3 separate regions of the Mus musculus genome follow, and regions 2 and 3 are each linked to region 1. A link is a loop called in an ENCODE intact Hi-C map of the cell type or tissue named here. Cell type or tissue: heart. All regions are shown on one strand.

The links. Hi-C counts contacts between places; a loop is a spot of excess contacts. Peaks named below come from ENCODE experiments on the same cell type or tissue, not always from the same donor. Only the 100,000 strongest peaks of a DNase experiment are listed, where the experiment ranks them.
Region 2: it touches region 1 in a loop (3-fold over the local background); 9 of 42 quality-filtered maps call a loop at or near these places.
Region 3: a loop joins it to region 1, with 14 times the contacts of the local background. A loop is called at or near these places in 14 of 42 quality-filtered maps.

The regions. Positions count from the first base shown.
Region 1 is chr11:113,862,787-113,870,786 of GRCm38, reverse strand. It overlaps Sdk2 (sidekick cell adhesion molecule 2), which reads left to right. Exons shown (of 45, transcript NM_172800.3): 9 at 867-1,061; 10 at 1,821-1,937; 11 at 2,715-2,882; 12 at 3,693-3,795. Among named protein-coding and RNA genes, the nearest start is that of Gm51930, 63 kb to the right of the region's middle. In heart, CTCF peaks have their summits at 4,993 (motif pointing left) and 7,183 (motif pointing right); a DNase peak (open chromatin) is centred at 4,936; H3K27ac peaks cover 354 bases.
Region 2 is chr11:114,466,180-114,474,179 of GRCm38, reverse strand. No RefSeq gene overlaps it. Among named protein-coding and RNA genes, the nearest start is that of Gm39471, 14 kb to the left of the region's middle. In heart, a CTCF peak has its summit at 3,251 (motif pointing right); DNase peaks (open chromatin) are centred at 1,429 and 5,579; H3K4me3 peaks cover 1,108 bases; H3K27ac peaks cover 530 bases; H3K27me3 peaks cover 5,191 bases.
Region 3 is chr11:114,278,877-114,286,876 of GRCm38, reverse strand. No RefSeq gene overlaps it. Among named protein-coding and RNA genes, the nearest start is that of Gm31318, 21 kb to the left of the region's middle. In heart, a CTCF peak has its summit at 3,464 (motif pointing right); no DNase peak of the experiment used is centred here; H3K27me3 peaks cover 1,291 bases.

The sequences.
Region 1 (8,000 bases):
GGATGGGATGGATGCCTCTGGCTGCCTCAGGCACACACACACACACACACACACACACATGTGCACACACATGTGCACACACACACATACATACACACATGCACGCACACACAAATTAAAATGAAATATTTTTTTTCTTTTTTCTTTTCGTTTGTTGTTTGTTTATTTGAGACAGGGTTTCCCTGTGTAGCCGACTGTCCTGGGTTTTTTGAGACAGGGTTTCCCTGTGTAGCCCTGGCTGCCCTGAAGCGCTCTCTCTCTCTCTCTCTATAAACCAGGCTGGCCTCGAACTCAGAGCTCCTCCTGCCTCTGTCTGAAGCAACTCAGCAGTAATAGGGACAGATGAGATGACTCTTTGGGTAAAGGTGCTTGCCAAAAACCCTGACGGTTTGAGTTCAATCCCTGGAACCTACACAAAGGTGGAAGGAGAGAAATGACTCCACAGCGCTGTCCTCTGGCCTCCACACACACGCCCACTCTCATAATAATAAACAAAGATGTGATCAGTAATAGTAATAATGAACCTTCCCTCTAAAAACTTCCCGGCTGGCCTTGAACTCTCGATATAACTGAGGATAGTCTTATAGCCTTGACTTTTTTTTTTTTAAATCCAGTATCTCCCAAATACTGTATTACAAAGCGTGTGTTCAGCCATGCCTAGTCTATGCAGGAAATTGAGTCTAGGAGATTTCCACTTTCTGAAAAATCTCTATTCTATCCTAAATTTTTTGAGACTTTTAAAAGAGCATACTCTATAAAAACAATGCCTATGAGAGCATCCTAGAAAACAAGGCAGCCTAGGACCTCCTGCAGACTCTGGCCTGGGATGGGGCAAAATGGCTGACCATGGCCCTGGCCTTCCGCAGGGGTACCGCCTCCCTCCATCACCTGGTACAAGGACGCTGCGTTGGTGGAGGTGGGGAAGCTAACCCGCTTCAAGCAGCGCAGCGATGGCGGCCTGCAGATCAGCGGCCTGCTGCCCGACGACACCGGCATGCTCCAGTGCTTTGCCCACAATGCAGCTGGCGAGGCCCAGACCTCCACCTACCTGGCTGTCACCAGTAAGTGTCCTCCCCTGTGTTGTCTCTGAGTGAGCCTCCCCATGAGTCACAGCACCCCTCCACACTCACTGCTGGTAGGGTGGACTGACCTGCACTGGGGGGGGGGGGGCTTTGGGGGGGAGGCTGTCCCATGTGGCACCAGCTCCTCACACCCCCTCAGCACAGCATCTTGTCCACCCTGCTCACTCATGATCTTCTTCGTGGGTCCTGTGTCTGCTGACCTCGGGTCAGAGGAGTCACCCAGGGTTCCGGAGACCCAGCACAAAGGCAGCTATCAGCTGCTCGTTCTTGCACAAACTGGTGCATGTTCAATGGAGCTCAGGTTCCACTGAGTTTGTCACTGAGGGTGTGAGCTTCCCTCTGCATCCTCAGTTTCCCCTTAGTGGATGTCTGAGGTTCCAGAGGGCAGACCTCTCTTGACGGGTACCTGGGGACCTCTTATGAGCCTCCCTGCAGAAGGCCCTGTAACACCAGGGCCAGATGGTGGAGTGGAGGGAAATCTGTCTTTTCTGTGGGCTCTAAGATCTTAGCCCCTAAGCCGGGCATGGTGGCGCATGCCTTTAATCCTAGCACTTGGGAGGCAAAGGCAGGCGGATTTCTGAGTTCGAGGCCAGCCTGGTCTACAGAGTGAGTTCCAGGACGGCCAGGGCTATACAGAGAAACCCTGTCTTGAAAAAAAAACAAAAAACAAAAAAACTTAGCCCCTAGCTGGGGGTCTTCCTAGATATCGCTAATAGATCCCACTGCCTCCCCCTACAGGCATTGCCCCTAATATCACCAGAGGCCCCCTTGACAGCACGGTGATTGACGGCATGTCGGTGGTACTAGCATGTGAGACCTCAGGGGCACCACGGCCTGCTATCACTTGGCAAAAAGGTAGGCGGGATGGTCCTTCAGAGGGCGTAGTCACGTGAGAGTCTAGGAAAGCCTTCCACTCTAGGTTCAGGAGTGAGCAGGATTGAGCTCCCCACGTGCAGCTGTAAAGGCTAGACACTGTGCCGCCGCCCATCTTTCACAATCCACATTGCTCTGCTCTCTCTGTCTCTGTCTCTGTCTCTGTGTCTCCCAGGCCAGACCCAAGACCCCCTATGTCCCACTGTAAGAGGTCTATCTGTCCCAACCTGGTAGAATCTTTATCCATCTGCCTGTCTGTCTACCGATCTACCTGTGTATATCTCTCTCTGTGTCACGCCTCCCCTGCACTGCCCCGCCACACCCTATATCCATCCATCACCTCCTCAGCTTCCCTGAAGGTGACTCTCTCCAGAAGCATCCTGTCCTGTGCTGAGGTACCCCTCATCACCTTGTCAGCTTGTGTCCTGCCTCCTCTCCCCAGCCCAAGTGCATCTGCCCCCAGGCCATGGCTAGCTGGCTGCAAGCAGCCACAGCAGACAGATTGTGGCCTCATCGGGTGAAGGACAGACATGGCGGTGGGTGGAGGCATGGCAGAAAGGATGATAGAAAGGGTACTGCTGCCCTGTGAGCCTGTGAGCCCCAGCCTGTCACCAAGTCCCAGCTCAGCCTGTCACTTAACACTTAACTCATTTAACATGTCCAGAGATGGGTGGGCGGCTGAGACCTTCCAATGCTGGAGCATTTAGGGCCAGCATCAAGGTTTCATCTGATAACCCATAAAACCCTATGTCACCTCAGGGGAGCGCATCTTGGCCAGTGGCTCTGTCCAGCTGCCTCGATTCACACTGCTGGAATCTGGCAGCCTGCTCATTAGCCCAACCCACATCTCGGACGCCGGCACCTACACTTGTTTGGCCACCAACTCTCGGGGAGTAGACGAGGCGTCAGCAGACCTGGTGGTGTGGGGTGAGTGACCATCCGTAGGGGTGGGTCGCCAGCATCTGTACTCCCATACTGTGTTGCTGACACAACCAAGGCTCTTCCTGTCACAGGGATGATGACAAATTAACTCAGAAGCCAGGAACCAGGAGGAGGTGGCCCTGCCAGCAAGGCCACTGGATGGAGAGGTCATGCCATGCTCAGCTGAGTCCAGAGAACTATAAAAAAGCTGTCTTATGTATTTTAGGGCAGAATCAACACAGGGCCAGAGAGTAAATATTTTTGGCTCTGCGGGCTAGACAGTGTCCATCAGGGTCCCTCTCCTACCCTTGTGCTGCTGAGAAAGCAGCCAAGACATTAGTGGCATGGTGGTGAGGCCCATTGAGGTGAGCTTGTCTGTTCAGTATGCCACCCACCATTATCAGCCTGGAGAGAAGCCAGCAGATCTCTCAAGCCTTTTCCACTTGAGGTGTGCACCCCAGACATGCAGGTTTATGGACATACCTCTCCAGGCTGAGCCCTAGGGCCTCGAGTGAGTAGTTGCCTGTCACCAGGAAGCTGGCCTGGTGGCTCTGGTCACTCTCAGTTTGCAATTTTCATTCTTTCTATGGCACCGAGTCCACACCGTGTTTGTGGCTTCAGAGAATCACAGTGTCCCTGGGACAGTTTGTCCTTTCCACTCTCCTGGGACTTTTTTGTGACATAAACCTGTCAACATATGAGGTCATCGCTCAACATCTCCCAGCATCCAGATGTGCAGCTCCAGCGTGTCCCTCCCCCGCCAACTATGGTGTCAGCCCAACCTCCCTGTTCACTAAACATATCCCTGTCTTACAGCCCGGACACGCATCACTAAGCCACCCCAGGACCAGAGTGTCATCAAGGGCACCCAGGCCTCCATGGTGTGTGGAGTGACCCACGATCCCAGAGTGACTGTCAGGTACTCCATGCAAAGTGGGAAGGGACGCTTATAAGACAGGATGGCAGCATCGGGGAGTTGATGCCGTCTGTAAGGCCTCACCTGGGGGGCTATGTCCAGAGCTGGATACAGGGCGAGATGGAGAAGAGGCTTGGTGCCTAAGGACCATGCTGTGTGAACCGTGTTGATGCAGAGTCCTGAGGCAGGAGATGGTAGACAGAGAAATAGAGCAAGGAGGAGGACTCAGGGGTGGGGGGATGACTCAGAGCTAAGAACACCTATGTGTTAACCACGAGGACCCGAGTTCAAATCCCCATATTCCAAAGCAGGGCACAGCTGCATAAATACCTCTAACCCTAGCTGTGTGGAGAGGCAGAGACAGGAGGGATGGAGCTTGCCCCAGACTTCTGAGGTTCAATGAGAGACACTGTCTACGAGTACGGAAAGAAATTACAGACAGGACGCCTGGCATCCTCCTCTGGCCTCACACGCTTAGCACGCAGATATGCACTTCACCATACACATATTGTGCACATATACTAGACAGGAAGAAAAGGGGCAGCAAGAGAGGAGGGAGACGAAGAGGGAAGGGAAAAGGGTGTTTAGGATAAAGAGGTAGAAGACCCCTGCCGCGTGCTCCCCACTTTTTAAACCCCCTAACTAACCTCGTGTGAATGAATTAGTTTAAGCTCCTATTGTAAGGTCTTCAGGTCTTATTTTAATATTCATAGTGGAGCTGTCTGGGCAAGAAGACACAGAGGTGATCACGGGGCTAAGACAGGACAGGGGATGACCCCGTCAGAGGGCATGTAAAGGAAAAGCTTAAACAGAAGTTACCTCCTGCCCCTGTGGGAAAGCCAGGACCAAGAGCTCAGTGTGGGTCTAAAGCAAGTGTCTCGCCTGGGCGTCTGTGGACCAAAGCTCCACAGACCCAACCTCAAACAAGGACGCCCAGGGTACTCCCAAACCATAAGAAGATCTGGGAGCCGCAAGACGGAGGGGTGTGTTGTGTCCCTTTGTGCTCTCCGGAGAGCTCCAGAGGCTGGGAGTCAGCATAACTGCTCCTTCAGAAGATTCCAGCATGTTGCTGTCTAGCTAATGAGTAGTAACACTGTCCCACAATTGCCACAGAGGCCAAGAGGCCACGAGGGGCGGGCACTCCTGCCTCCAGCAGACATGGCCTCCCTAAGCCTCACAGTGGTGTCCTGGGGCGCCACCTGGTGGTCACTAGACAGAGGACAGTCTGCCAATCAGTATAATAGAGTTCTGAGGAACCAGGATTGCAGGACTCCAGGCCTGCCCAGGCTGAGAAACGCTTCATGAAGTGTTCAACATTGACCTTTGGGGCGTTGTAACATGCCAGCAGGGACAAACATGAGCCCTGAAATCACACAGAGGTAGTCAGAATGTTGGCAGACTGACTTCAGGATCCTGGCTTTATCAGATTTTTCTCTAAAAGAAAAAAAAAAAAATTAATAGAGCAATTGTGAAAGTGCCCTCAGAGAGAAGCCATCCCCTGAGTCACAGTCTCGATGACATACTAGTGTCCTTTCTCTAGTTCTCAACTATGTTCTGCTAGTTGAAAAACTCCCAAATAGCCACTATGTTATGTCAGCAGCTGTTTCCATTGCTTGTGTGTATGCGTGCATTTGTGTGCCTGCATGTACATATGTATACATGTATGTGCATATGTGCATGCATGTGTGTATGTGCATATGTGTGTACAGGTGTGTGCATGTGTGTGTACATGTGTGTGTGTGCGTGTGTGTGTGTGTGTGTGTGTGTGTGTGTGTGTGTGCACACGCACAGGCAAGAGGCAGACATCAAGTATCTCTTCTCTATCAATCACCAAGAGTCTCTCACTGAACCTGGAGCTCACAGATTTGCCCAAGGCCAGCCCTTTGTCTCTGCTCCCAGCCTGCACTCCTTGGGCAGTGGCAGCCCCTGCTGCCATCTGCAGCCTCAAGATTACATAGGGGTAGGGGACACAATGCTCAGTATTTTTAAAGCCGCCCAGTGGTTCTGATATTCTCCCAGAAACAGGATATTCTAACTACAAAGTACAACGGGGTCCCCTGAGCAGACTAGAAAGGGAGAAGCCAACGGCTCACATTTAAGTATTGGACGCTCAAATCCCAAGCAATGTGCTGTCAAGACAAAGCCAGGCCCCAGGGGTGAGGCCCAGACAGCTGCAGGCTGCCCGCCATTCTCAAAGAATCTATTTGGTATCTGGATCCAAATCTAGACAGGACACGAACAATCCACTTTGAGACATTATTAATATTAATAAATACTTTTTATACTTTTACCATGTAATGAATTTATTACATTGCAAGAGGAAAATTCAGATCAAGAAAAAAAAGACTAGCAGAAAAACCCATGTACAGTTAACCATTCCCCTTAATTTGACACCATCAGTAATGATATTTGAGTTCCATTAAAGAAGCCAGACACACTCTAGTCTCTAATCCTTTTCCCTTGCGGACCTACTGTGCCCCCTGTGCCATGTCAATAAATATGTTTGCATCAACTCAATTACTGGATTGCTTAGAGTCCACTGTCTGAGGGAAACAGTTTACCAGTTCACAGTGACTGCATTCTTTTCATTATTATTTCTAAATTTTTGCTAATATGAGAAATCTCATTACAAGTATCCTGGTAATCAAATTCTGTACACATCTCTGATTTGCTAAAGATTGGCTGATGTTATCTGGAGCCAAAAGGGTTCCTGAAAATAATGCCAAGAATGTGATATGGGTAGAGGGGTGTGTGTGTATGTGTGTGCGTGCTCTCACGCGCGCACGCCTGGCTTTTTTAGATAGGCTCTTATTATGTAGCCCAAGGTGGGTTGAAACTTGTAGCCACTCTCCTGCCCCAGCTTCCCAAGTGATAACATTACAGACATGAGCCACCAAGTCTGGCTACGTATATATTTTTGTTTACTTTTGAAAGAAACCACTCAAGCCAGGAATGATAGCACACACCTTTAATCCCAGCACTCAGGAGGCAGACGCAAACAGATCTCTGTGAGTCTGGAGCCAGCCTGAACTACATAGCAAGTTCCAGGCCATCCAGAGCTACATACTGAGACCCTGTCAAGAAAAGGGGGGTGGGGAGGGAAGCAAACACCCAAGTGTCTTTCAGAGGCATGGTACACATCTTGGAAGAGGGGATATTGCCCTGGCAGGCACTGAGTGATGTTGGACATTCTATTAGTTGTGGTATAGTTCTTGTTGCTGTTCTGAAGTAGTTTGTTTGTGTGTGTGTGTGTGTGTGTGTGTGTGTGTGTGTGTGTGTGTGTGTGTGTGTGTGTGTTTGTTTGTTTTTAATTATGTGCATCTGAGGCTAGGGCAAGGGTTATGCGCCTGTAAGTGCAGTACCCATGGAGTCCACCAGAGGGCGTCAGATCCTTTGAAGCCAGAGTTGCAGGCAATTGTGAGCTTCCTGTCTTGCTTGGTGCTAGATCCCGAGCTCCAGCCTTCTGCAATAGCAGAATATGCTCTAGAATAGAGTCCTTCCATCCTATCCGCTGCGCTAATCTGCATTTCTCTGTGGCCTAGGAGGCAAACATCTCATTTCTGTTTCCCTCTGCATGTGCCTACATTGGGGAGGTATCCGACAAGGACTTCAGCCCGGTTTTTAATCAGGCTGTTTGTTTTCTTAGGGTTGAGTTTTAAGAAGTCTCTGTATATTTTGGATAACAGCGCCTTATCAGATATTTGTCATGCAAACATCTTCTTCCGGCCCGTGGCTTCTCTTTTTATTCTCTTGGAAGTATCTGTGGAAGAGTAGAAAATTTTAATTTTGACAAAGTCTGTCTTATCCACGCCTCTCCAACAGGGATCAGGCCTTCAGTGTGGTATCTGGAGTCAGCACTGAAGGCCAGGCCTTCTAGATTTCCCACTACCTCCTGGCAGCTGGGGGATTCTGCACTGTGCCTTTAGGTTTGTAACCAACTTTGAAATAAAGATTTGTAACTACAACTATGCCTGGAGCAATGATGTCCAGTGGCTTCAGAATCATTGTTGAGAGGACCATCTCTTGGTTTTTATGCTCATGGTGGTGGTGGTGGTGATGATGATGATAATGATGAGGAGGATGGTGATGCTGATGATGCTGATGATGCTGATAATGCTGAATGCTAGGAGGGACTTTTTTGTTTTGTTTTGTTTTGCTTTGCTTTGTTTTATTGTGTGGGCTTGCACACACGTGGAAGTCAGAGGACA
Region 2 (8,000 bases), 600 kb before region 1:
TTCTTGTCAACACTTTTGACTAGTTTTGAGTCTCAGTAGTCACCAAACCACCCACTGCAGAAGGCAGCCTCTCTGACCGAGGCAGAAGGCAGAATGGAGTTACCAGCACACCCACAAATATTTAGAAGGTAATGTGACAGGAACTGTTTAGTAAATTTGACAGGTCCGCTTAGTAAAACAACAATAGACCCCCCTTAAGGGCTTGCGACCTACTTTTGTGTTACTGTGACAAAGTGCCTGAATAATGCAATTTAATTGGGGAAAGATTAATTTTGGCTCACAGTTTCAAAGGGGCTCAGTCCATCATGGGGAGGGATGGGGGGGGGGGAGAAGGAGACACAAACTACCTGTGGCCTCAGGAAAGTGAGTTATGGGCTTTTCATATCTCAGCTAACCAGGAAGCAGAGATTAGACCAGAACTAGGGCTGGCCCACCCTTAGTGACCTATGTCTGTCAGCCAGGCCTTATCCCCAGAAATCCCACAGCCCCCAAAGCATTGGCACCAAGCTCATGAGAGGGACATTTCCGATTCAAACCATGGCAAGACAGTCAGGTGCTATCCATGACCTCGTGGGGCGCGGCTGCTGGGGGTAGAACTCCATCCAAACCAGAACAAAGATGGCAGATTGAGTCCTGCACACCCAGGACTGTGGGCAGGTAGTAGGCCTGCATAGAGCATAGAGCATCCCAGGTGTGAATGCCTGTGGATGTGTGTGCACACATCACACACACACACACACACACACACACACACGCACACACGGTTGTGTAGGCAATGGTGAGATGACATCTTTCCAGGAATAAAAAAAAAAAAAACCCTAGTAATAGAGGCAGCTAGCCTGTCAGTGCCCTCTTTGAGGGCTCAGTGTTGTTTGAGCCCTTACAGGGCAGTCTGAACGTTCGGGGAGGCTCAGCATTGATTACTTTGCCCAAAGAGGCCACCGTCATAACCTTCCTTCCCAGCTGTGATCAGCTGTCTCTTGCCTCCTCTCCTTCCTGCCATTTATTAAGGACAGGGCAGAAGAGAGAAATGCGGTAAAATCCAATTAACTGCAGCTTCAAAAGGCATGCTCTTCATGCGGCTCCTGCCTCTCACCGCAGCAAACAACAGCGGGGCTTGCTGGCCTGCTGGCTTCCCACAGGCAGGTGTAGGGGAGGAGCATCCCAAGGGCCCCACCCCCACCCCAGGCAAAAAGGCCCAGAGTCAAGGTTGATCCATTTCTATCAAAGTAGAGGTAGGACCAGAGAGAATGGGATGCGCCCTATACAGCTGGGGACCTTCCACCGCCCTTTGGCTCCTCCTCTTCCCCTCCCCTCTACTTTGACCACAATCTGGACTCTCTAGAGGTTCCCACGTGTACCCTCTGGCCTCAAATCAAGGCCATTTTGGGGTTTGTGAACTCCGTCCCAAATCCTGTTTTGGCAGCACTAGGAGGCGGGGCTTCGCTGTAGGCAGATGTTATTGTTCTCCAGTGGAGATGGGGCATGCCAGGATGCTGTTGTGCAGATGGGTGGGAGTGGAGAGGGAGCCTGGGGGACTGTGAGCCGGATCAACGCAGATGGTGCCAGTCACACGCAATTGCGGTGGCGGCGGCAGACAATTTTGATGAAGCACGATGCAAACCTTCCACAGCCCGGAGCATTTCCGATGGCTTCTGAGCGCTCCCACCCCTCGCTGTTTCCTCTCACCAGGAGTCGCGGAATCCTTCAGAACTAAGCCCTGAATATGTAGGGGACCTTTGGCTGAGCTCTGCCCATCCTCACATCTAGGACTCATGTTGAATCTACCTTTGCTCTCTGAGCTTCAACAGGGCCTCCTCCAGGGCCCCTTCATTGTCACCTCCATAACCTCAGGGCGAGCCTGTACCCTAAGCCTAGCTCCTTCTAGTACTTTTCTCCTTTACTGCCAATGGTTACAAACACATCCACAGGGTCTATGCCACTGAGCAGATGGGTGTCTTTCTGTGTTGCTGGGACAAAACACCTGGCAGAGGTGAGGGAGGAGCGGCTTCTTTGGGCTCACAGTTGGCACACCCGTGAGGGCATTTTCTGGATTGATGATAACACATGGCAGAGCCAAGTCCATTAAAGGTGGGGCCACTGCTGAGCTCCTGGGTAGTATAAAAATATATAGTTGAGTGTGAGCCCAGAGCCAGCCATCGAACAGTGTTCTTGAAGTCTCTGCTTCAGTTCCTGCCTCCAGGTTCCTGCCCTCACTCCCCTCAGTGAGGGGCTGTAGGGCAGCAGTGTAAGTCAAGTAAACACAGTCCTTGCAAAGCTGCTTTTGGTCACGGTGTTTCTCAGAGCAGCAGAGAAACCAAACCAGAACACTCCAAGTATAACCAAACGGCCACTTTAAGCCACCAAGTTTGGGAGTAGTTTGATTCCCAGCACTGGTAAAGGATTTCGTCTACATTTGGACCCCTTGGAGGGTGGCACACAGACACTTCAGTATCTTCCTGACCCATCTCCCTCTAAGGATGTCAGGGAGGGTGGACCTCAGTGGGGAGTCATCCCAGGGTGGCCAGCTAAGAACACAGAACGCCAAGTTTAATTGGAATTTCAGACAATGAATAATTTTCATTAGTGTGTCCCATTGGGATATACTTATGTTAAACAAGATACTTGTCTTAGAAATCCAGTTTTTGTTTTGTTTTGTTTTGTTTTGTTTTGTTTTGTTTTGTTTGTTTTGAGATGCTCATTTTGATTTGTAACTTCTAGAAAAAGTCCTGTGTCCAGCCAGGTCGGCTAGATTGCTCTGTCTAAATGGCCACAGCCAGTGTTCTTGCGTAGCACTGAATTTTCTTATTGCTGAGACAAAATACTGGAGAGGTGGCATGTAGGGGGGAAGGGTCTATCTGGGCTCGTGGTTTGAGGGGATACGATCCACCCATCCATCAGGTGCCTGGTAGAGAATGGCACTCTGGTAATAGGAGCTTGTGGCAACTGACATGGTGCTACACAATGCTGACCAGGAATCAGGATGGTTGACCTGGAATCTAACTGACCATATTCATTTCCCCTGCCTCTATGGGCCTGTGTCTGCCTGCTAGGCCACTTATTAAAAAGGGTCCAACCTCCCCAAATGGCTCCATCATCTAGGAACTGGGTTCAAGCACATGTGCACAAATTGTAGCACCCCCAGTGTCTTAGTCAGGGTTGTTTTGTTTTTAAAAGATTTACTTATTTATTATATATACAGCATCTTGCCTGCATGTATACCTGCAGGCCAGAAGAGGGCACTAGATCTCATTATAGATGGTTACAGGCCACCACCATGTGGTTGCTCAGAATTGAACTCAGGACCTCTGAAAGAGCAGACAGTGTTCTTAACCTCTGAGCCATCTCTCCAGCCCTTAGTTAGGGTTTTATTGCTGTGAAGAGACACCATGACCACAGTGACTGTTATAAAGGCACGCATTTAATCAGGGCTGGCTTGTGGTTTCAGAGGTTTAGTCCTTTATCATCTCGGTGAGAAGCCTGGCAGTGTGCAGGCAGGGGTGGTGATAGAGAAGGAGCTGAGAGCTCTACATCCACATCTGCAGGCAGCAGAAGGAGACTGTGAGCCATACTGGGCATAGCTTGAGCATAGGAGACCTCAAAGCCCATCCCTACAGAGATACACTTCCTCCAATGAGGCCACACCCACTCCAATGAGGCCACTTCTCTTAACAGTGTACTCCCTATGGGCCTATGGGGAGCGTTTTCTTTCAAAGCACCACACCTAAGTGATGTTGTCTACAATCTGCAGGCGTGTGATATACTGGGGTGGGGCATGGCTCCTCCTTCCTCCTTCAGGTCATACCCTTTGTTTGAGGACAGTAAAGGTGGTTCCAGTAGGTGTCAGGAGCTATCAGCCTTTGTCTGCACTTGGGACATAGATGCTCAGATTGCAGGCTGCAGGGTGCAGGGAAGGCCATGCCTAGAGATCACCAAAGATATCGGATGTTCAAGTTGTCTTCAGGGGTCTCAACGGTGGCTGCAGCCATGAGCTGAAGCTAGCTTGGCCTGAGGTACGGCTGCTTCTACTGTCTTTGGAGAAAGGTAGAGATGTTCATCTGGACCTTCACCTCTTCATTATCTCCATCAGATTGGCTTGGGAGCCTGTCTCTGGGCCTGGAGCCCGTCTCTTCTGAGACACCTGATTTCCTTGGCTCTTGTCTGAGGCAGGAGGGTGAGAGAGGCTCTTTTCCTGTTCCAGCCAGCCAGCCAGCCAGCCCTTTCTTCTATGATTCGGGCTCATTATCCAGTAATGAAACCCAGCTTATTCTCAATTTCAGAGTCTTCTAAATAACCATGGCTGGAAGAGTCTCCAGCCTCGCCCTCCATCCCATAGTCCTTGCATTTTGCTTCTTAGTCCCAGCTCATTAGCTTGGCAATTACTATGAGCTGTCTGTCTCTCCCTCACCCTGTACACCCTACTCTGGGGTTGGTCCCAGGAACTGGAGGAGGAGGAGGAGGAAGAGGAAAAGGAGGAAAAGGACGAAGAGGAGGAAAAGGAGGAAGATGGGGAGGAGGGGGAGGAGGGAGGAGGAAGAGGGGGAGGGTGGAGAAGGAAGAGGGGAAGGAGGAGGGAAAGGAGGAGGAGGAGGAAAAGGAGGAGGAGGGAAAGGAGGAGGAGGAGGAAAAGGAGGAAGAGGAAAAGGAGGAGGAGGAGGAAAAGGAGGAAGAGGAAAAGGAGGAGGAGGAGGAAAAGGAGGAAGAGGAAAAGGAGGAGGAGGAGGAAAAGGAGGAAGAGGAAAAGAAGGAGGAGGAGGAAGAGGAGGGCTAGCCAGGAGAGTGTGGCTAGGCACTCCTGTTAGCACCATCATGAGCAGCATAGAGGTATGGGCAATTCCTTCCTTCCTTCCTTCCTTCCTTCCTTCCTTCCTTCCTTCCTTCCTTCCTTCCTTCCTTCCGCAAATGCTGATGGAGTCCCTAGGTCAGGAACCATCCTATAGGTGAGACTCAGCAATACCTTGGGAAGTCAATGACAAAACAAAGCAAAGGAAACATTTTGTCAGAAACAGAGCCACCTCTCCCCATACAGAGGAGAGGTGTTGGTTGGGGAGATGGGTGGATAGTCAGAGCTACTTTGGACTGAGGGGTCCTAAGATCGCAAAACCTGGGGATTGTTTTTTGTTTTTCCTCCTTTCCTTCCCTCCCACCTTCTTCCCCTCCCTTCTTTTTTCCACCCTCCTTCCTTCTTTTCCTTACTTTTTCCTTTTTCCTCCCTTCCTTCTCTTTTTCCCTCCCTTCCTTCTTTTTCCCTCCCTTCTTCTCTCCCCCTTTCCGTTCTCTTTCTCCCCCTTCCCTTGGTTGCTCCTCTCTGTCTCTGTCTGTCTCTCTCTGTGTCTCTGTCTCTCTCTTCTTTTGGTGTTGTTGTACCTGGCTTCCATAGGCTTTATTTTACCCAATAAATTTGGTTTAGGGGGTGTGATTTGGGGAGTAAGCTCTTGCTTGCCCTCACTACTTCACAGTCTCCCACGCTGTCCTGTCAGTTCAGCTCAGGCTCCTCAGAGCTGGGCAGTCCTGTTCCTCTTGGCCTTCTGGTAGACTACACCCCCCCGGGGGGGGGGCAATCATTCCACTAGGGGAAGAAGACTGTTGCCCCTCCCCCTAGGCTCTCGCTCCCCGGCACTCTGCCAGCCCCTTCCTCCTCCCAGTCACTCTGTCACTGGAGGCCGCCTCCAGAGTTTGGGAAACAATCGCTCTGTGTGATCTGCCACCCTCTCTTCCTGCCAGTACAAATCATTTGGCAGCACAAACACCGTTGTTCGTGATTGTTCACAAACTCCTTCCCATCAAGTGAGATTTCTTTATTTATTTACTTATGTTTAAAAAAAAAAAAAGAAACAAAGAAAGAAAGAAAAAAGAAAGAAACAACATATCAGAGTGGGTTCTGTGTCTTTCTTCTGTCTGAAGAATTTCAGGATGTTTGATAAGAAGTTCTGACAGCTGGCAAGCCGAGGCAGCTTTCAGTGAGGTCTCGTACATCCATCCCCTCTCAGATCAGGAGCCGGTTGAGGGTGGGCGTTGGAGGGAGGGATTGCCCTCTCCTATGCTGCTGCCCTGGGCTGCATGCAAAGCTGGGCTCAGCTAAGCTCACTCGAGTGGAGTTGAAACGGATCCAACACTTCGCCATCTGGCCCTGGTTGTAAACATGTGTATACAAAGTGAGTGTCACTTGAGCTAATTCTCCAGGCGGCTGCTTTGTGCTTTCCTCTGCTAGAGTTGGGGAAGTGGAGTGGTGGCCCCTGAGGACCCCAGGGTGTGCAGGTGGCTATCTGCACTAGCCAGAGGGATTAGCATCCCACTACAAAGTTCTGGATGCCAGCCAGACTTCACGGACCCGTCTTGGAGCTGCTGCCAACCTCAGTCCAGCTGTGTGCCCATCACTGTTCCCTAAGTGGGCAATCCTCTCCAGACTCCTCCATGTTAGGGGAGATACTCAAGAAGTTATTGGAAGGCTTTGGGGTTTGGGGTTTAAGGGAGAGACTGAGGCAGGCTGTCATATGAGTGTAAGAGATTTATTAGAATTGCAAATAACACCATAGAGCATTGGTTCTCAACTTTCCTAACACTACCACCCTTTATACAGTCCCTCATATGGTGGTGACCCCCAACCATAAAATGACTTTCATTACTACCTCACAACTGTAACTTTGCTGCTGCTATGAACAGTAATATGAATGCTTTTGGTGATGGAGGCTTGCCAAAGGGGTCATGACCCACAGGGTTAGAAGCACTGTCATAGACAGGCAGACAGGACAGACAGACAGCAGCATGGCAGAAGCTCTTAGGAGCTCCCAGGCTCAGGAGGCATTTCGGGGGGTGGGGGTGGGGCCTCCTTCTTATGGAGGGTGGAGGTTTCATGTCATGTGGTTGGTTTGTGAGCCACAGCAGGAGCCTACAGTCGTGTTATATCCCCAATTCCTGGGTGGTAGGAAGAAGAGAGGGAATTCTAGGGAAGGAATGTGTGACTCTGACTATGTGGGTGAGGAGGAAGACATGTAGTTAAGAGGTGTCCATTTTATAGGTGGGGACGCGTGTCACCACCTGTAGCCTGATGTCTAGGAGTCTGTCCATCAACCTGTGCTCTATAAACTCCCCTGGAGAAAGTGAGACCAGCATTCGTGATTCTCCTGGGAACGGGCATCTGGGGAGTTGGTTATGGGCTTGGAGACTCAGGGACTCTCGCAGGAGTCTTAACCTTCCTTGTCGCAGGCTCCCATGGCTTCATCAGCCAGTAGCGTTAAGCCTCACAGTTACCATTGAATTAAAGGAAGCCAGCAGCAGCTTCATGTCTGGCCAGCTGCCTTTCTGCCCTCTTTACTGTCTATTTCCCTGGCTTTGGAAGACCTTACGTACATCATTCTAAGCCTCAGTTTACCCTCTTTCAAATGGACTCATCAGTCTGGATGACGATCCAATGGCCCCTCCCTGGCCCCCATGCAAAGAGAGGCATGGTACAGGGTGACCACAACACCACCCTTGGGACAGACAAAAGCTGCAGGGTGCTGGGTCCATCTGAGGGGGGCGGGATAGCCTTGGTGGTAAACTGGGACACACTCAGACATACTGTGTGCCCACCTTTTCTGTACCTCAGCTTTGTCCTTCCTGCACCTGAGGCCTGTTTTAGGTTTTGCTAGGTTTCACCTGGCTCTTGAAACTTCGCTCCTGGAGGGAGCTTCTCCCCAGCAGAGCAGGGGAACCAGGGCTACCTGTCTAAGTCCGGTGGGCTCTTGTCCTTTCTTTGCTTGGCTTCCTGTCCCCTCGGTCATCACATCCCCTCCTCAACTCCTTCCTCCTCCACTCCTCAAAAACAGCCGATTTAATTTTCTATCCGTGGAAGAAAAAAATTTTTTCCCCAGCAGCCCCAGGGACACACAAAGAGGGAGGAAGCTAATTAGCTGCAGCTTTTTTCCTCAACAGGAAAAGCAGAAATCAGCAGGGGATGAGCGGCCCCTTGCACCGCATGCTAAGGTCCTGAGGTCCAGGAGACTGCATCCCTGCCACTC
Region 3 (8,000 bases), 420 kb before region 1:
CCCTGTCTATTCTACACCTCCACTCTGGGATTACAGACATGAGCCGCTGCACCTGGCTTTTATGTAGGATTCTGAGGATTTGAACTCAGGCCCTTGAGCTTGCACCAGCTCTCTACCCACTGAGCCATGCGCCCCAGCTTGCAGGTCAGCATTCTTGAGTAACCAAAGAGAGAATGCTGGGATACAGTTACTAGGCACAGGGGATGGCCAGCTTTGGGGGTCCTGCTCACACCCCCAGCCTCACTGCCCTCCAGCAGGGAATCCCATAACCATCTCATCCCCACATCTGTGAGTCCTGAGATCTCCCATAGGAAAGCTCATATCCAGTTCTACATTCAGGGCAGTGCTGGGATCTCTGTGTCTAACAAGTCCTAGGTCACACTGATGCCGTGGGTGTGTGGATCACTTTCAAGGAGTTACCAAGGAGACAGAGCAAGGAGCCTAATCCTGAGAGACTGGTCTTTGCAGTGACCTATGGGGTCAAGTCCTCCAATCTTGTTTTGTTTTTGTTTTTGTTTTTGTTTTACCTGCTGTGTGACCTCCAGCACAGTTGTTCTGTTAACCTTGCTGAGACTCAGTTTCTCACTTATCAAATGTCGATAAAAACATAGTCAGGAGATGGCAGAGAAGACCTTAGTTAAACACATTGAGCTCAGTGCCTTGGATGCACTGACCCCACAGGGATGAGAAGACATGGATTCTATCAAGTAACTCACCATGCGGAGACCTTAACCCGACTAAGGGAGCAGATCTGGGATGGCGGGGGGGGGGGGGGGTGGGGTGGGTGCGGTTCTCCAAGAAACTGCCTTAGGAGGCCACCTTGTTCTGGAAGATGATCTCCCAAGGCAGAGAGCATGCCCTCTGTGTAGCTGGACTCTCAGGTCCAGGAGGGACAGAGCCCAATTGCAAATCAGAGGGACATGGAACAGATATGGTCTCTCTATACACATCTGTTGTAGAACAAAGCCAGGTTCAAAGTTAAGGCACCAGAAAGGGCTGGGCATAGAAGGAGAGGGATAGGGGGGTGGGGGGAGATGAAAAGACTCCCCACCTACCCCCAACCTCTACTTATATACAGATTCCCCAGAACTAATAAAAGGCCCAAGCCCATTTAATGGCACTTGACTTGGAGTGTGTGTATGTATACATGGACATATATGCACTTCACGTGTCCCTGAGCAGATTCCATGAGCTAGCCTGGGAAATGGACACGGGTGGGGAAAGGAGCCAGACACGCCCACCTGGAGACAGGTCAGTGGGTTTAACCAGAGCTGTGGCCAGTGATGGCTCTCCGAGGAGCAGGATTTCTCAGCTGGGCTCTGCTGACATTTTGGGAAGACTATTTGTGCTGTGGAGGCTGTCCTGTGTTGTGGAGACGTTTCGAGCCTCCCCAGCCTGTACCCACGGGGTGCCAAGAGAACCCTCCCACCCTCGTCGTGACAATCAGAACATGTCTTCAGACATTGCCAAATGTTCTTTGGGGACAAAGCCACCCTCGGTGACAACCATTCCATAGATCCTGTCTTGGGACCATAATGCAAGACACTGGGTTGGGGCAAGCCTGTGAATGGAGTACCCAGGCCACCAGCCCAGCGTCCTCTCTGCCAGCTGCAGGAGGCTCTGGCTGGTAGCTCTTCCAATGCCTTTTCCAGTGCTTAGTGTTCAGTCTGTTAGATCCTGGCTTCCGGTCCTCTCCAGGCTCCTGCCTAGAGAGGGGAATTAGGTTCCAAATGCAGCAACCCATCCCTCCCCAATCCACTCTCCTCACTCCCAAGCTTCATATCTCTATAAAGGGGGCCCTACTGGAGTTCGGGGGGGGGGAACCATCTTTGGAAAGGGCAGGGCTGGAGTTGGCACCGGGAGTCCTGATGGAGAAGCCAGGGGGTGCGGAGGCTGAGTGGGGGAAGAGAATGTTATCACAGAAACCTGATTTTTCTACACACTCTATCAGCTCCCCATCTGCTCCTTGATTAAACGTATTGCCGCGCTCCCTCCCCACGTGCCCGCTGCCAGGACGTCTCTGGAGCCCTGATTACATCTGTGGAGAGAGCCTCAAACCTCACAGATGAGCGAGCCTATCGATCAGCCTGGCAGCTGACGTGTGTTTCAAAATGTAGAGGCGGATGGGCAGTTTAACTGCCAGGCCGAAGGGTAGAGAGGGCTCTTACCCTTAAAGGAAAGGCCTCCATCTTCCCCGTCACCATCACCGCAGCAACAAGCCCAGGATGGTGCTCAGTCTAATAACCCCATGCAACTCTGAGACTCTGAGACCTTAGGTGACACCCCTCCCTCCCCTCACTCAGTTTCCCTCTCCTTAGCAGGAGGACATGACAGCTGAGTTGGTGGATACAGAGTGAGTGACCTTCAGAGTCAACAGACTATAGCCCTGTCACTGACTCACAACCTGCCAGTCCTGTGTCCTGTGAGCCAGCAGCCTGGGTGTCTCCCTGGAGCTTGTTACACATGCAGGCTCTCAGGCCCAGCCGGGGCCAGGCCTAGGCTGGATGCATCGGGAACTACCCTTTAACAAGCTCCCCCGGTACCTCACGGACACGTTACAGCCAGCGCGCCGAGCACGCCGACAGCTCCGTTCATTTAGCTACTTCAGAGGTGAACATGTAAAAGAAATCTCTCAAAGGGAATAACTCACCACCTTCCCTGGCCTCAGAAAACTTTTCACAGAGATTTTTTTTTCTTCCTGCCCAGGAACTTTAACCCTGAGAAGCAGGCAGCTTTGAAATCCTGGTGGTTTGAGCCTCGAGATGAAAATCCTCATTCCATCAGTCCCTCAACGAGCCTAGGGATGAAAAAGAAAAGCTCGTCCTGCCCCAAGAAAAGGCCTCTCTTGGGGGATAGGCAGACCCCTCTTCCGTTCCTTGAAAAGATGCCCGTCCACGGTAAGGGTTTCAAGCAGCTAGATTTCTCCTTGCTGGAGTTTGGCCAGAGTCTCGCAAGCTCCATCCTTCTCTTGGGACTCTCTGTATGAGTGGCCAGTGGTGGCTCTAACACATTTCCAGAAGTTCGGTGGCTTGAAACAACGGGGCTCGTCATTCTTTCACTGGTCTGAAAGCCAGAAGACTGAACTTGAGGTGTGACCAGGGTCCCCCTCCCTTTGGAGGCTCCAGAGGGGACTCATCCTTGCCTATACCTGTTTACAGCGGCTGCACCTCTCCTCTCTGCCCAGGGCCACAGAGCCTCTGCTCCTCTGACATGTTAGAGATCCAGCCTCCCTCCTCTTTCTTTTTATGCTCCTTAGGCGGCATCCCAGTGATCTCGATTAAGCTCACCTCACAGTTCTTGGTTACATCAAAAAAAAAAAAAATATATATATATCTTTTCCCATAGAGTCCAGGTGTGAGCCACATAATCACGAGTCACAGAAACTTGTGCCTACCTTTAGGGGGTTACCTACCACAGTCTCCAGTGGAATCCTAGGTATTACAGCTTGGATGGGCAGTGTCCCCATCACCACCAGTTGGTGGCGCCATTGAGAGGTAAGTGAATTATGGAGGGTATTTAACCTCAAGGATGGATTAATCCATGGATGGGCTCACAGAAGAACTGTTGGGGCGGGGGGGGGGGGGGGGCAGGGGATGTAGGCCCCTGGAGGTGTGAATGTGAAGGTGTATTTTAGTTGGGCTTCGCTCCTATCTGCCTTAGTTGACAAGGAAGCCACCAAGAGTGTTTGAACCAGATGCATAGGAGGGGAAGTGACCTCCCTTCTGAGAGAGCCCTGTGCAAGGGGTGATGGCCTGCAATGAATGTTTCAGGAGAGAAGCAGCCTTGATAGTATACCTGAAGTGTGGGGGTGGGGGTGGGAGGTGTGGGAGGAGGGAGGAGGTGTGGGGTGTTTCGGCCAGAGGGAAGAGTGTGAGAAACTCCGAGCCTCTGTGTACGTTATCCTGGAGTTATGGAGTGTGAGAGATGAACCAGAGACCCCAGCAGCTCCACAGAGCAAAACTCCTCCCTCCTCTCATCAGAGAGTGAAAGTCTGTAGCCTGTGGGTCATGGAGGCAACACAACACTGCCTTCTTTGAGAGAGCAGCCTGTTTGGCTTTGTGCTGGGGGCAGATCGCCCCGGTGCCTGGGCAGGGTAGGTTGGATGAGGTTGGACTGGAGCCTGGACCATCACATAGGCATCTGGTGAGACAATCCAGGCAGCAGATGATCAGGGCCAGCCCACACTGGTACTCGTCTGGCCTGATGGATGACACTTGAGCCAACAAGTGAGTTAGCCATCAGTTAAGCCAATCTCAGCCCCCAGCCCCCCCCCGCCCCCCCCCGGCAGAGACAGACTCTAAGGGCAGTGGCCATGGTCCCCTGGTATCCTTGGGCAATGCCTACTCCAGTCCTTTAAACTGAGAAGGTATCCCTATTCTTCCTAGCACCTCAGCTTCCCCATTGCCTTCGTAGGGAGGGTGAGGGCGCTGTCCCCAAGATCACCCAGTGGAGATTTTTGCTTAAGCAGCTCCCAAATGTTAAACTGACTAATTTCTGTGGAGATTTTTCTTTAAGCCAGCCTGACACCGGCTTTAAATCAATTTGAAATCCTTTGTCTACAGATCCACGTGGAGAGGGTCCTTGGAGAATGGGTACCAATTACCCTCATCTGTCAGCGAGGACAAGGTGGCTGAGATGGGCTGCAGCCAGGACTGGGAGGAGCAGGTTCATACGTGTGGAAGGTGTTCAGAGCTCAAGGCTACGTACTACAAAAGGCACAAAGCTAGGGGCACGCGATGGTCATTAGGCTACACTAACGGGTGGGGAAGGTCTGGCCCCCAGTTGGTGGTGCTATTGAGAGGAACCTCTAAACAGGAAGACTCCGGTGGGAAAGCTGATTGGCTGGGCTGTTCAGCCACGCCCAGTGTTCAGAAGACTAGGGCAGGAAGGTCAAGTGTTAAAGGTCATCTTTGATACATAGTGTGCTTGAGTTCGGTTTGGGCTCATGAAACACCATCTTAATTAAAGAGGGGATGGGAACTGAGGAAGATGGAAGGAAAGGGAAGGCTAAGGGGTTGGCTCAGGCCCGGGGATACTGAGGTTCACACCAAGTTCAAAGACTTTGCTTGGCCTTTATTCTCAGGTTACTCCATCCCTTAAATAGCTGAAGTTGGGAAGAAGGGAAGACCAGGGCGAGGTCTGGAAGGGGTGTCTGTGACGGTGGGTGCAGGGAAGGTCAAGGGGACTCATTAGCGGCCTTCACAGCCTGCTTTGGAGCTCAAGATCAACGAGAGTATTTATGAATGAAATCAATCCTGCCCCCGACGCAGGGAGACAAGCCAAATTTCCCGGCTCCATCTTCCTGTCCAAATGGCCCTCTTCCCCTTCAGCATATTGCTTTGTAATAGAGCCCATCCTTGCCATCCTTCCTCCCCAGGGGAGGTTTCCAATTTATCTGCCCTAAGTGGAGAACGTGGGTGAGTTGCTAATAGGGCACCAGCCCAGCCCGCCCGCAGAGAAACTGGGCAGGGGTTAGAGGGAGGAGCTTCAAGGACAGAGAGCAGACTTTGCCCCGTGGGCAGGGTTGTGAGTGACAGCCTTGAACCCACTGCCAGTCCAACAAACGGACACCTTCTCATCCGGCAGCCTGATGCTGCCATGTGACCCAGCCTATCCAGTCCCAACAGCCAATCCTAATAGCCAGAGTCTAGTCAGGTGACCAGGATTGGCCAATCGTTACATTCTGGTTTTGACTTTGGCGTGTGTACACTGAGAAGCTGTGGGGGTAGGTTAGTCTTCTGTTTCAGTGGCCCGTGGAGGCAATGGTCCAGCAATTGTGGTGTTAGAAGTGCCATGTCTCAGACAGATTCTGATGCCCAGCTTCTAGAAACCACTTGCTCTCAACTTCCCACCTGTTTCCCATCCTCACATTAATAGTTTGTGTTCCAATATCCTTCCAGAACATTCCCTCAATGTGAGCCTCTGTTATTGGCAACCAGAACCCTGATAGAGTTAAGAAATTAGTCAGAATCAGGAAGACATAGAAGACACATACTTGTGCCGAGGGTAAGGTGAAGCATCCTCCTCCTGCGTGAGAACGGGACTGTGAGATGAGAACCCCAGGGCTTTTCCACAGCGGTGATGCCTTCCGGGACAGTGAATGGCGGCTAGCTGACTCCTTCGCACCGAGTCAGCTGGAAGCATTTCTGCCCAGATCTTTCTGAGGTCCCAACGCTGCCAGGATCTAGGAGGGAGAAGCTGAGGGCCCAGCCCGTGCCTGCACTATTTCAGAAGGACACAAAGATGAAGACTCCCTCCTCACTCTAGAGCTGAGGCAGAAGTGGCTCTTAGAGATTGATGGAGCTGCCCCTGGAGCAGTGGCAGGGTGGGGCGGACTCCATGTCTGGCTACCACTGCCAGCACGATTCACCAAATGAATCTTTGTAATTCTCTCTAGAGGTTGAGGTTCTTGCTTTCAGGCTTTGGGGATGGGGAGGGGAGATGTGAAATGGGCATATGAGCCACTCAGGGAAATCTAGGGAGTGCATGGCAAAATGTATACCCAAGCCTCTGTCTCCAGAACACTGAGATCTGCAGAAAAACTTCAGTCAAGGGGATGGGTGAGTGGAAGGTAACTTCAGAGCCTTGAGTGGAATCGAAGGGACTGAACTGCACGTCTAGGCCCATAGGACAGCCTCTCTGCAGCCAGGAATCCAGTTTTCTGTTGGGTTTTCCACTAGTGTAGCTAGTGGTTCATTGCATCTTAATTTGGCAGTGGTGGCAGCTGCATGCATATATATGTGTATGTGTGTATATATATATATATATATAGAGAGAGAGAGAGAGAGAGAGAGAGAGAGAGAGTCTCTGAAGTACTACTTGGTACATAGCTGCTATGGGTGGCTCTGAGCTAATGAACAGGGAAGACCCTGGAAACTGTGAACTCTAGACAACTGATACCCAGAGGATGTGACCCTGAGGCTCAGCCCCAAGCCCTCCTCTTGGCCTGCATCAGGAGCATAGTGAATCCAGATGGTCTTCAGGCCTGGGTCTGGGACCTTTGTTCTGAGTGTTAGGGTAGAAAGAGGAGTCTGTGAGCATCTAGGAGCCAGATGGATATGGCAGCCAGATGAGAAATGCCCTCCTTGTTTCTTAGAATGTAGAAAAAGTAGCCTGCCACTCTTTCATACCCAGGGGTGACTGGAGGTTGTTGCTATGGGCTCTGCAGTCCTAGAATCCTGTTTCCGTGGGCCTGATCTTATTGCTAGATTGGTGGCATGTCCACCATCCTACTATGCGGTCTGTGTAAGGGATAGCTGCCCCTCCCCTAGCCATCACAGCACACACCCAGACACCACATTCTCAGCACAAAGAAGATACAGTACCCCAGAGGGGCAAGCAGTAGAGGAGGCTGCAAAGGCAGACAGACAGAAGACAGACAGCAACAGCGGCAGGTGTTTTGTTTTGCTTTTTGCATTTTGTTTTTAGTTTTTTTGAGGGAGTGAGTTTGTAAGGAGAAGAGGGGAGAGTCTGTGCCAGGGTAAGTTGGTAAACCCTGATAAGACATGTTAGCCAAATAATGAATTTTGATTGTTGGAGCTCTGTGATTTGCCTCAGGAATGAGTCAGTGGTCAAATGAGGGAATGGATCTTGAGGGCTGCCTTTAGGAATGTGATCTAACAGTTTTTAACAACGGAGAGGGAAAGGGGGGAAAAGGCAAAACCAGTTGGCGCCATGTCTGCCATGCTTCAGCCTGTTGGAGAGCCCCCCCCCCCCCCGTCTGTGTCCTGGGCCATGTGACAGTCAAGCACCTTCATCGTTCCTGGAAAATGAAGAGGGGGGATTTTCTCCCAGCCCCCCACTCCCATGCCTTTAAGTTTTGGAGGGATGTTGTTACGTCCTGGTTAGCAGTCCTCAGCCAGCCCAAGAATATCGATGCTCATTGGTCACTCTGTGTGACACAGGCAGGACCCTGTCTCCCTTCTGTCTTATCTCCTCACCTTGTCCAAAGCCCCCATGTCATCTTTAAAGCAAAGCAGCCTAGCTTCTTCAGGCAATCT